Regions from separate parts of the Homo sapiens genome. Here region 1 is linked to region 2. Evidence: chromatin contacts called from ENCODE Hi-C or POLR2A ChIA-PET data. All regions are on one chromosome and are shown on one strand. The core of a region is the stretch at or near the end of the contact, and the rest is flanking DNA. Distances in the headings are between cores, read along the strand shown. Region 1 overlaps BCKDHA (branched chain keto acid dehydrogenase E1 subunit alpha). Region 2 holds the start of CCDC97 (coiled-coil domain containing 97).

The links. A loop is a pair of places that touch in the nucleus more often than their neighbours do. ChIA-PET counts read pairs that join two places held with the same protein, here RNA polymerase II (POLR2A). Pooled maps may share reads with other maps.
Region 1: a pooled map of psoas muscle shows a loop between it and region 2 (1.9-fold over the local background). The contact joins the enhancer-like site here to the promoter of CCDC97 in region 2. A Hi-C loop is called at or near these places in 8 of 168 maps with a recorded cell type or tissue (ascending aorta, cardiac septum, heart left ventricle and 2 more), 1 of 37 single-sample maps with no recorded cell type and 14 of 50 pooled maps. POLR2A ChIA-PET finds 5 or more read pairs at or near these places in 9 of 52 experiments (A549, CD4-positive, alpha-beta memory T cell, Caco-2 and 5 more).

The regions. Positions count from the first base shown.
Region 1 is chr19:41,404,515-41,410,747 of GRCh38, reverse strand. BCKDHA (branched chain keto acid dehydrogenase E1 subunit alpha) reads right to left here. Exons shown (of 9, transcript NM_000709.4): 2 at 1-111. Among named protein-coding and RNA genes, the nearest start is that of BCKDHA, 9.8 kb to the right of the region's middle. RefSeq lists enhancers at 908-957, 2,267-3,222, 3,223-4,177. Within about 2 kb of position 1,250, at least 18 of the 41 ENCODE cell types and tissues checked have a DNase peak (open chromatin) inside an H3K27ac peak, as active enhancers do; they include ascending aorta, heart left ventricle, heart right ventricle and 1 more, where a contact is called at or near this core.
Region 2 is chr19:41,308,037-41,314,390 of GRCh38, reverse strand. CCDC97 (coiled-coil domain containing 97) reads right to left here and starts at 4,219. Exons shown (of 5, transcript NM_052848.3): 1 at 4,035-4,219. The coding sequence starts at 4,080. LOC105372401 (a long non-coding RNA gene) reads left to right here and starts at 4,342. Exons shown (of 2, transcript XR_935968.4): 1 at 4,342-4,453; 2 at 4,566-6,354. RefSeq lists enhancers at 3,884-4,173, 5,447-5,626.

The sequences.
Region 1 (6,233 bases), core at 1-2,500, 99 kb before region 2:
GATGACGTTGGGCTGGATGAATTCCAACTTATCTATAAACTCCGCCGAGGCCCCTGGGAACTGGGGCTTGTCATCCAGAGATGAAAACTGCTGCTGCTGCCTGGGGGGGTGCTGGGGAAGAGAGCAGAGGAGACCACCTGCATCAGAAGCAGCACCCAGGTTTCCGCTGGCTCAGCCCCGGCGGCAGGCAGGCGGCATGGTGGTTGAGCATGTGGCCCCAGTGAACTCTGGGGCCTGACTCACAGGGTCTGAGCCCCAACTCCAGCACTTTCTCACTGCGACACTTTGGATAACTGACTACAACTTCTGTGTCTCAGTTTCCCCATCTGAAAAACTGGGATGAAAACAGTTAACACCTATCCCATAGGACTGTTGTGAGGTTAAATGACTCAATCAAGTGGCTGGCAAGTCAATAACTGGTAGCTATTACTATTCTCATTACCATAGGCCCAAACTCTTCATCCTGGCATTCGAGGCCTCCCCATTCTGGCCACAGATGCCCCCTCCTCTCTCTCTCCCACTGTGACCACAGACACACATGCCCACTGCAGGATGCCCTCTAGGCATACAGACCAGCTCTCTTCTGATCCCTATACCATACACCAGCGAAGCTACTCAGGACAGAGCTTAAGTCTTTGAGCTCTTAAGAGTCAGACTGCCTAGGTTCAATTCCCTTACTGCCTTTAGGAGGCAGAGGCAGGCGAATCTCACTTGAGGTCAGGAGTTCGAGATCAATGTGGCCAACATGGCGAAACCCTGTACCCACTAAAAATAGAAAAATTAGCCGGATGTGGTGGCACATGCCTGTAGTCCCAGCTACTCAGGAGGCTGAGGCAAGAGAATCACTTGAACCCGGGAGGTGGGGGTTGCAGTGAGCCGAGATTGCGCCATAGCACTCTAGCCTGGTGACAGTGAGACTCCATCTCAAAAAAAAAAAAAAAAAAAAAAATCCCTTAGAGGGTGATATGGCAAAGTAACTTCCCCTCTCCACGTGTCCCCTTCCTTGTCTATAAAAATGGAGAACCCCTCATGGAAATGAGAGGCTTAAACAAGATCACATGAATAAAATGTTCAGCAAAGCATCTGTAAGCCACCTAACAAATGCTCAAAACAATCTTAGCAATTCTCATTTCTCCCTCTCATCTCTGCTTGCTTTACAAGAAGGTCTCTTTCCCTATCGCCTGGCAAACTGCTACATACGCTTCAGTGTCCACTCTACTCTGGTCCCAGCTCCCTCTGCGAGCCCAGACTGACTCATTCAACAAATATTTGAGCACCTGACATGTTCCAAGCCCTGTGCTGGGTTCTGGGGACCTAAGACAGGCAAGATATCTGTCCTTGCTGCCTAGCAGGGAGGGCAGACACTAAACAAGTAACAATGATGGTGGTTCATATTATCCTATAGCAGAAGAAAGCGAGGGTAAGGCTTCCCTGGGGAAGTGATGTTAGAGCTGAAACCTGAGGGATAACCAGGAGGCAGGGAAAGCACATTCTCGGCAAGGTGTATAGAACATGCAAAAGACAAAAAGTGGCCAGGCACAGTGGCTTATGCCTGTAATCCCAACACTTCGGGAGGCTGAGACCAGCCTGGCCAACATGGTGAAACCCCATGTCTACCAAAAATACAAAAATTAGCTGGGCGTGGTTGCGCACACCTGTAATCCCAGCTACTCAAGAGGCTGAGGCAGGAGAATCACTTGAATCCGGGAAGCGGAGGTTGCAATAAGCCCAGATTGCACCAACACATCCCAGCCTGGGCAACAGAGACCCTGCCACACACACAAAAAAAGACAAAAGGCAAGGAATAGTGTGTCCTTCATGGAAGACAGAAGGAGCTCAGGGCCTGGCAAGGTGGCTCATATCTGTAATCCCAACACTTTGGGCTCAAGGATTACTTGAGCCCAGGTGAGCCCAGGAGTTCAAGACCAGCCTGAGATCACATCTCTACAAAAAATTTTAAAAATTACTCAAGCATGGTAACATACACCTATAGTCCCAGCTACTTGGAAGGCTGAGGTGGGAGAATCGCTTGACCCCAGGAGGTGGAGGCTGCAGTAAGCCATGATCACACCACTGCACTCCAGCCTGGGCAACAGAGCAACATGCTGTCTCAAACAAAAAAAAAAGCTCAGAGGGGCTGGAGGAGTCCTGCAAGGACATCACACCTCCTCAGGTCAGATGAGGAATGGCTGAGAAAGCCCAGGAGACCTGTGAGAAGCCTATAAATGCTCAAAGGGATATGAACCCACTGGGACTCTTAGCTCTGGAGCTAGGCAGCCTAGAACCAGCCGAGGCGTTGCAATAGCTCCCCCTTATGAAGCACCTGCTGTAAGCCAGCTGAGCCTGGCAGGCACAAGCCTACTAACTCCTCGGGGAATTTGTGAGGTTGATTATCTGCCATTGCCCTTGAGTAGATGAGGAAACCGAGGCCTGGGGAGGTAAAATAACCTGCACCAAACCACAAATTTAAAAAAAAAAAAAAAAAGGTGGGGATGCTGGGCAGTGGCTTACGCCTGTAATCCTAGCACTTTGGAAGGCCAAGGCAGGAGGATCACATGAGCTCAGGAGTTTGAGACCAGCCTGGGCAACAGTGAGAAACCCTGTCTCCACAAAAAAATACAAACATTAGAAAGGCATGGTGACACATGCCTGTGGTCCCAGCTACTTGGGAGGCTGAGGCAGGAGGACTGCTTGAACCTGGAAGGATGAGGCTGTAGTGAGCTGAGACTGTGCCACTGCACTCCAGCCTGGGGGACAAAGTGAGACCCTGTCTCAAAAAAAAAAAAAAAAAAAAAAATTACATCAGAACTGGGCTTCCAACGCTGAGATTCAGGCTCCTAGACATCCATGCTCCTCACCCCAACTGCCCCTGCAGCCTGATTTTCAAACATCTGCAACTTTTCTTCCCACTACTCCCGGGATTCCTCCGAGGTCAGTAATGGTGGCTTCACTTCCCACAGATGTTAAAGAATGGCAGGGTTTGCCACAAGCTGGATCTCACACATGCGTGCTCAAATGTGTCCCTCCGTCTTCCTTTAACTGCAGTGAACAAGCTGTCCACAGTTCTAGCGGGGTAGCATGTTCAGTGTGTGTATTTATTTGCATTTGTAGTCGTGAGGAAATTACACTCCCAATGGCAGGGCAGATTCAGGCCTGGCAATGTCACTGCAGGCCTCCCCTTGTGAGGAGGAAACAGCCGGCCTCTTGCAGCACAGTGCTTCCCCCTTCTGAGTACCCAGCATAGCCAGACACTGACCTAGAAGATTGCTTTGTTTCGTGTCTGTCTCCCACACACACCACAATCCCAGGAAGGCAGAGACAGCGTCCAGGTTGCCTTCACAGCAGGCACTCAAGAGGGAATTCCTGAGTGAATGCATGAATGGGCTGTTAAGTTCCCTGGCTCTGGAGTTCAACTGCCCTGGGTTCTAATTTCTTAGCTCATTGTGTGGCTCTCTGCAAAAACACTTCACCTCTCTGAATTTCCTTATCTGTAAGAAGGCTGCAGAACACCACGTGAAAAGTTGCTAAGTTAACTCACACCAGGGGTTCAGCACCGATCTGGGACGTATTACATACTCAAAACTTGGTAAGAGAGAGAAAAACAAAATCTAGGAAGGTGAGAAGTGGGAGAAAGGGAAGTGACTACACTGTATGAGATAGGGAAAAGAGGAGCTGGGAAGAACTAACTGCACCTTAAAGTGGATACTAAAATCAAACTGTGGCGATGTGCAGCGGCTCATGCCTGTAATCCCAGTACTTTGGGAGGCTGAGGTGGGAGGATCACTTAAGGCCAGTGGTTCGAGATCAGCCTAGGCAACATAGTGAGTCCAGCCTAGGCAAAACCCTCGTCTCTGAAAAATTTTTAAATTAGCCAGGAAGGCTGGGCGTGGTGGCTCACGCCTGTAATCCCAGCACTTTGGGAGTCCGAGGCAGGCAGATCACCTGAGGTCAGGAGTTCAAGACCAGCCTGGCCAACATAGTGAAACCCTGTCTCTACTAAAAATACAAAAAACAGCCGTGCATGATGGTAGGTGCCTGTAATCCCAGCTACTTGGGAGGCTGAGGCAGGAGAATGGCTTGAACCTGGGAGGCGGATGTTGCAGTGAGCCAAGATGGCACCATTGCACTCCAGCCTGGGTGACAAGAGTGAGACTCTATCTAAAAAAAAAAAAAAAAATTAGCTGGGAATGGTGGCATTTACATGTAGTCCAGATACTGGAGTTGCGGGAGGCTGAGGTGAGAGGATGGCTTGAGCCCAGGAGGTCAAGGCTGCAGTGAGCCATGACTGCACCATTGCACTCCAGCCTGGGCAACAAAGTGATACCCTGTCTCAAAGAACAATAAAACCAAACTGTGGCCCCAGCAGATACTCCAGAGAGGGAGACTGAGGCACAGGGGAGACGGCATGCTGATGGAAGAGGACCGAAGGCTGAAGTCTTCAGACGGGCACTAAGAGGGGAGGCCAGAGTCTGAGAACAAACCACTGTGTCAGGGCAGGACTGTCAGCCTCTAGAGGCTGGACAGCTATCTTCACGGCACCCCAGTGTGCTCCACATACTGCAGCTGGGTCTCGGCTGTACCCTCCTCCCCTCTTTGCTGGGCTGGTGGAGATAATGGTAGTCCCCAGCCCCAGGGTTGCTGCCCCAATTCAGTGAGCTATGCAAAGGGCTCCACGCTGTGCCTGGTCCTGAGGAAATGCTCCATAATGGGAGTGGGTGGCCAAATGCCTGCAGAGGAAGGATGCGACTCCACCCATCTGTTCCTCTAGTTTTTGGAAGGGGGTGGGGGAGTCTGTCCCGGTGGCCAGTGATTTACAATGGCAGAGGCTGCACAGATTTACACAAAGCTTCATGCCACGTCCTCTCCCACCATGCAGGAAAGCACAACCTGCCCGCTCTGGATGGTCTGGTCTGCCCAGGAAGTACTGGGGTGACCCTGGTGGAGTCACTTGAAGGCACCATGGCTAAGCGCATGGACTCTAACTGAGCAGACCGCTGCCTGATTATGTGACTTAAACTCCCTGAGCCAAGTGCAGTGGCAGACGCCTGTAATTCTAGCTACTCTGGAGGCTGAGGCAAGAGGATCACTTGAGTCCAGGAGTTCGAGGCCAGCCTGGGAAACATAGTGAGACCTCGTCTCTACAAAAATAAATATATAAATAAAATTTAAGGCCAGGTGTGGTGGTTCACACTTGTAATACCAGCACTTTGGGAGGCCAAGGAGGGAGGATCGCTTGAGCCCAGGAGTTCAAGACCAGCCTGGATAACATGGCAAGACCCCATCCCTACAAAAAATTAGCTGGGCATGGTGGTGCACACCTGTACTCCCCAACTACTTGAGGGGCTGAGGTGGGAGGATCGCTGGAGCCCAAGAGGCTGCAGTGAGCCAAGATCACACCACTGCACTCCAGCCTGGGTGACAAAGTAAGACCTGTCTCAAGGAAAAAAAAAAGAAAAAATTTTTAAAGAAAAACTCCCTGAGCCTCAGTTTCCTCCTGTGTACACCGAGGGTGGTATAAGTACTTATCTCAGGGGTTGTCATGAGGATTAACCGAGTTGACCTGTGTGGATTGCTCAGCCCAGTGCCTGGCACATAATGTTTCATAAACACAAGTAGTGAGTAAGTATTTCTCATGATTGTTCTTGTTAAACAGATACTGAACATTTGCTCCAAATCATGCCCTGAACTGAAGGCTAGAGACAGGGAGGGATGAATGACAAACACTGAACACACAAGTTATAATCAAGACAGGTGATCTTACTCACATTGCTTCACCTGACTAGCCTAAAAAAACAAAAAAGTGTCAAGTTGACAGGTAAGCCAAATGAAAATACAGAAATAATATGGCTGGGTGCGGTGGCTCATGCCTGTAATCCCAGCAGATTTGGGAGGCTGAGGCAGGTGAATCACTTAAGGTCAGGAGTTCATGACCAGCCTGTCAGGCTGATCACGATGGTGAAACCCCATCTCTACTAAAAATACAAAAATTAGCCAGGCGTGGTGGCACGCACCTATAGTCCCAGCTACTCAGGAGGCTGAGGCAGGAGAATCGCTTGAACCTGGGAGGTGGAGGTTGCAGTGAGCCAAGATCGCACCACTGCACTCCAGCCTGGGTGACAGAGTGAGACTCCATCTCAAATAAATTAATAAATAAAATTAGGCTGGGCGTGGTGGCTCACGCCTGTAATCCCAGCACTTTGGGAGACCGAGGCGGGCGGATCATGAGGTCGGGA
Region 2 (6,354 bases), core at 2,970-5,469:
GCAGGTGGATCACCTGAGGTCGGGATTTCAAGACCAGCCTGACCAACTGGGAGAAACCCCGTCTCTACTAAAAATACAAAATCAGCCATTGTGGCACATGCCTGTAATCCCAGCTACTCGGGAGGCTGAGGCAGGAGAATAGCTTGAACCTGGGAGGCAGAGGTTGCGGTGAGCCAAGATCGTGCCATTGCACTCCAGTCTGGGCAACAAGAGCAAAACTCTAAAAAAAAAAAAAGAAAAAAAAACACTAAATCTCTGAGAGGCCCTAAGTCAGGCAATGCTGAGGATCCATAGGATGAATCCAGTCCAGCTCCTGCCCTCAGGGAGCACCCAGTCTGATGTGGGAGACAGTCAGGATCAACAATAATATGGGCAAAGAAAACAGGAAAGCTGGCTGGGCACCATGGCTCATGCCTGTAATCCAGCACTTTGGGAGGCCGAGGTGGGCAGATCACTTGAGGCCACAAATTCAAGACCAGCCTGGCCAACATGGTGAAACCCTCTCTCTATTAAAAATACAAAAATCAGCTGGGCATGGTGGTGGGCACCTGTAATCCCTGCTACTCAGGAAGCAGAGGCACAAGAATCGCTTGAACCCATGAGGCAGAGGTTGCAGTGAGCCGAGATCAGCCATTGCACTCCAGCCTGGGTGACAGAGTGAAGACTCTGTCTCAAAAAAATGGAAAGAAAACAGGAAAGCGGAGCGCTGGGCAAACCTTGGTGAGACTTGTTTCCCAAGAGTGGAGGGAGCAAGCCTGCGGCAAGCAGGAAATACGTGAAAACAGAATATAGAGACAACTTTAAGCAGCGTGGCTGGGTTGGGGAGGAAAGAAGTCACAGGTGACATACATGTGTTGTGTGTATCAGGGAGGATTTAAATCACTGATGCAGCTGAAGACTGAGCTGGACAAGGGCAGGGGCTGTGGAGGAAGGAACAGGATCATGAGTGAGCGAATCAGAAAGATGTCAGGAGGCTGAGTGGAGGAGCCACAGGGCTGACGTGCTGGAAGTAAGGGAGGCATCCAGGGGAATGGTCCGACTGCTGCTACACGGGCCTCCAGACTCCTCAGGAGAGAAATGTTGGGCTGGAGACAGAGCTGTGGGTGTCATCAGAATCAAGACAAGAACCAAAGCCAAGAGAAATGAGAGGTAGGGACTGGGGAGGGCACAGGGGAGTGGGAGAGGGATGACAAGAGGGTCCAGGAAAAAGCACTGCACAGATGCGGGGAGGACATGCCTCTGAAGCTAAAAACTGGCTGTGCAAAAGATAGCTACATCGTAATCCCTGGAGCCCATTACTGTTATCTTAAAAAAAAAGAGGCCGGTTGCAATGGCTCACCCCTGTAATCCCAGCACTTTGGGAGGCCAAGGTGAGAGAATCACTTCAGGTCAGGAGCTCAAGACCAGCTTGGCCAACATGGCGCTCTACCAAAAATACAAAAAATTAGCCAGGTGTGGTGGCGCACTCCTGTAGTCCCAGGTACTCAGGAGGCTGAGGTAGGAGAATTGTTTGAACTCCGGAGGCAGAGGTTGCAGTGAACCGAGATCACGTACTCCAGCCTGGTCAACAGAGCGAGACTCCGTCTTAAAAAAAAAGAAGGCAACGTCAAAAGGGGAAGCAGAGATTGGAGTGATGTAGCCACATGCCAAGGAATTCCAGAAACCACCACTGGCTGGAAGAGGCAAGAAATGGGTTTTCTCCCAGAGCCTGTGGGGAAGCACGACCCTGCAGACACCTGGATTTCAGTTCAGCAACACTGACTTCAGCCTTCTGGCCTTGAGAACTATGAGAGAATAAAGTTCTGTTGTTTGAAGCCATGCAGTTTGTAGTACTTTGTTACAGCACCCCTGGGAAACAAAGTCAGGCTGAGAAGGAGCAGCCTGAGAGACAGGCAGGAAATCAGGCACTGTGGTGTCGCTGAAGCCAAAGGAAAACATGCAAAAAGGATGGAAGGATCAACAGCATTTAATTCTAGTCCAGTCTAGTAAGAAAAAAAACCTGAATGGGCCAAGTGTGGTGGCTCACACCTGTAATCCCAGCACTATGGGAGGCTGAGGCAGGAGGATCTCTTGAGGTCAGAAGTTCGAGGCCAGCCTGGCCAACATGGTGAAACCCCATCTCTACTAAAAATATACAAAATTAGACAGGCATAGTGGCGGGCACCTGTGATCCCAGCTACTTGGGAGGCTGAGGCACGGGAATCACTTGAACCTGGGAGGTGGAGGTTGCAGTGAGCTGAGATCATGCCACTGCACTCCAGCCTGGGCAACAGAGTGAGACTCTCTCAAAAAACAAACAAACAAACAAAAACCTGAATGGGGGGACTGAATTGAACAACATGGGGGAAGTCAGTGCAGACCCTAATCAGAGCAGTTTCTTAGGAGAAAAGTCAGACAGTCGTGAGCAGGAGACGAGGAAATGAAGACCAAGTATACATGACTCTCTGAAGGAGACAGATGGGGCCAAGAGACAAATTTTTTTTCTTTTTTTTGAAACAGGGTCTTGCTCTGTTGCTCAGACTGCAATGCAATAGTGCAAACACAGCTCACTGCAGCTTTGACCTCCTGGGCTCAAGTGATCCTCCCGCCTCAGACTCCTGAGTAGCCGGGACCACAGGAATGCACCATCAAACCTGGCTAATTTTTTTTTTTTTGAGACAGAGTTTTGCTCTGTTACCCAGACTGGAGTACAGTGGTGCGATCTCTGCTCACTGCAACCTCCGCCTCCCGGGTTCAAGTGATTCCAGTTGGTGCCTCAGCCTCCCGAGTAGCTGGGATTACAGGCACATACCACGACGCCTGGCTAATATTTGTATTTTTAGTAGAGATGGGGTTTCGCTATGTTGGCTAGGCTGGTCTCCAACTCCTGACCTGAGGTGATCTTCCTGCCTCCGCCTTCCAAAGTGCTGCGATTACAGGTGTAAGCCACCGGGCCCGGCCTTAATTTTTAAATTTTTTGTAGAGATGGGGTCTGGCTATGTTGCCAGTGCTGGTCTCAAACTCCTGGGCTCAAGTCTCACTCTGCTGCAGAGGCTGGAGTGCAGTGGTGTAATAATCTTAGGTCACTGCAATCTCAAAGGATTCGAGTGACACTCCCACCTTAGTCTCCTGAGTAGCTTGTCCTAGCTACTCCCTAGCCACCAGGCCTGGCTAATTTTTAAATGTTTATAGAGATCAGGTTTCTCTCTCTTGCCCAGGCTGGTCTCAAACTCTTGGGCTCAAGCAACTCTCCTGCCTTGGCCTCCCAAAGTGTTGGGATTACAAGCGGGAGCCACTGCACCCGGCCTTAAGACTTTTTTTAGGTTAAATTTTTTATTTTTAGAAAATTTCAAACATACACAAAAGTAGAAAGTACAACGACAATTCTCCCCCTACCTCCATATACCAATCATCTCCATCTGGCTTCCACAATTACCAATTCTTGGCCAGTGGTGTTGGAGCCACGCTTCCAATCACACCTCACCCGACGTCGGATTACTTTGAAGGTTGTGGGAAAGCACAGAAATTGAGTAAGGACTTTGAAAGGAGCCTGGCTGGATTTCGGACTTTGGGGGAAACGGGAGTTACAATGAAATGAAGGAATCGTTAGATTGGGATAAGTTTGCATGAGGCAGGTAGAAGTTTAGCCTGGAAAGGTAGGAGGATTCGTCTAGAGAGCAAGGGAAGGCTCAGCTTGGTACAGGGAAGGAGGTAATTTGAGAAGGGCTGGTCTGAGGCAATGCAGGAATTAGGCCGGGGTAGAGAGGTTTCTGTTAATTTGAGAGTTAGCCTGGTAAGGAAATGAATTAGGGACATGGAAAGGATTGGTCTGGAACTGGGAAGAGGTTAATTTCGGGGGGAAGGAATGGAGGAAAAGAAGGTCAGCCCGCGACAAGGGAGGGAATAATCTGGGCAAAGTAGTGAAGAGGACCGGTAAAGCTGAGGGGGGTGGGTGTCCCCCTAAAACGAGTCCTACTTCGCGTTCCTGGGGGAATCATTTCCTAGAGACACCGCAACCGCACCCACCCGCCGCCTGCGCGTGACCAAGATCTCACCCTTATCGGGTTCCTTCGCCGCCGTCGCCGTCGCCACGGCCTCCATCCTGATTCTCTCGGACTTTTCAACCGCCCGGCGGGCCCCGCACACTAACCTCCGGCCCACGCACGCAAGAGACACTTTCGCCTGAGAATGTTCCGGGTCCGGGTGCACCGCTGCGCCCAGGCACCGAAGTTCCGGGCCTAAGGCAGACGTTGCATTGCGCATGCGTGCCTCTCTCGGGCTCCGCCCTCCGCAGCCAGGAAGGAAAGGGGCTCCCCGGAGAGTGAGAGACCCTTAAACCTCTCCTGTCAGTCAGTAGGAACCAGAATCATTGTTCGTTTTATCACTGCTGTGACTCCAGCTCCCAGCGTGCTTAATTTTGGGATGGATGGCTAAAGGACTTTCCCCCGGAGCCTGGAGCCGTCATACGCTGAGGGTTCGTGCTCTCGTTTAGACCCCCGCTTGTCCTTTTCCTTTCTTAACTCCTTCAGGAATTCAGGAATATTACTAAGCCTTGACTCTTTTTTTTTTTTTTTTTTTTGAGACAGGGTCTCGCTTTGTCGCCTAGACGAATGCAGTGGCGCGATCACAGTTCAAGTAACCTCACATTCCTGTGCTCAAGTGATCCTCCTGCCTCAGCCTTTGGAGTACTTGGGACTACAGGCGCGCACAACCGCGCCCGGCTAATTTTTAAAATTTTTTTGTAGAGCCAGGGGTCCCACTTTGTTGCCCAGGCTAGTCCCCAACTCCTGGCCTCAAGCAATCCTCCCGCTTCAGCCTCTCAAAATGCTGGGATTACGCGCGTGAGCCACCAGCCTGGCTTACTTCCGTCATCATACCCTGTCTCTGGCTGGCATGAGATGGATAGTGAGATAGAACTTCCCATTTTGTGTTCCCAGGACCTGGAGGAAATCTACAGGTGTGAAACAAGACAACTCTGGTCCTTATTTCCCTATGGGATGGGTGGGGCTCTATTTAGGTGTTACCAGCAGAGTAGACAGACATGTCACTCAGTGGCCAGGGCTTTGATGGATCCAGAGGGCTGAGGGAGCTGTCCACCCCAGGCTGGAGGGTCAAGGAAGCCTTCTTTCTGGGAGGGTACCCTCAAGCTAAGACCTGAAGAACGAGTAGGAGCTGGGTTAAGAGGAAGGTAGGGAAGAGTCTTGAGGAGGATGGCACGTACGGACGGTTCTGGTTGCTGCAAGCACTTCACTACGGTCAGGGCATAGGAAAGGAGCTCTAACTTGAAAGCCATGATTGGGCTGTGGAGGTTTTGAGAACCTCATGAATTTTTATGCAAAATTCCATGTACCTCTGTATTCTCCAATGCAGTGGTTCATGGCATCATTTGTGGGTTCCAAAAAGGACTTATGGCTCCTCAGAACAAAATAAACACTGATTTGATATTCAAAGGGGGAGCAGAAAGAGAGGGCGCCAGCGATGTTACCAGGTGCTAGGCCATGCAGGGCCTCATAAGCCATAGTAAGTGGCTTGACCTCCTTTATTCTGAAGGGAGTGGGCATCAAGGGACTGGAGATGAGACGTGTGAGAAAAACTGGCTGAGAACAGAGGAAGAGCTTCCCCATTTGCATTCCCTTGAGGTCTGGAGTTGTGGAAGAAAGCCAAGGAGGTCCCTATTTACCAACCCAGATTCCTAGGCATTACCAGGAGAGGCCAGCAGAGGGCGCTGTAGCCCAGCATATGGACATGAAGGGAAGGGGACTTTCCAGACTAAAGGCCCTGCCACCTCCTCTCTGGCGCATTCTAGGGTCCCTTTTAGCCACCAACCTTGGTTCCTTCTCACGTTCTGATGCCCTACCCGAGATTCTGAGACTAGTCAGTTTCCCTCCCTTGTTTTTGTTGCCCATCTCCCCTTCACAAGGCTCTGAGCTCCCACCAGGGAAGATTGGGGCTGAATTGGCTTCTCCTGTGGCCCAGCATTGTCTCTCACAAGGAGCCAGGAACACAGCATGTATGAGGGAACGAAGACATAAGGTTGCTAAGGAAGGGGAAGATGGGCCATGGGGATGCAATCTGGAGTCTTTTACCCTGGCTCACTCCTCCAGGAAGCCCTCCCTGCACACCACCCCAGGCTCTCACAGCTGACCACTTGGTGCTGGCAGGTCTTTGTTCTCTCTGGAGTGGGAGCTCTGTGAGAACGGGGTCCAGGACTGCCGTGGCCATACTATGTCCCCAGCACTGTCCAGGACAGCTGAAGAACACAGCAGGTGGCTCACACACACTGGCTGAAACATGAAGCTCCTGGAATCCCCATGAGCCCCAAACACAGAACAGGCAGGAACTGTCCTCCGTGCTGCACACAGGCCAGGCCTGAGG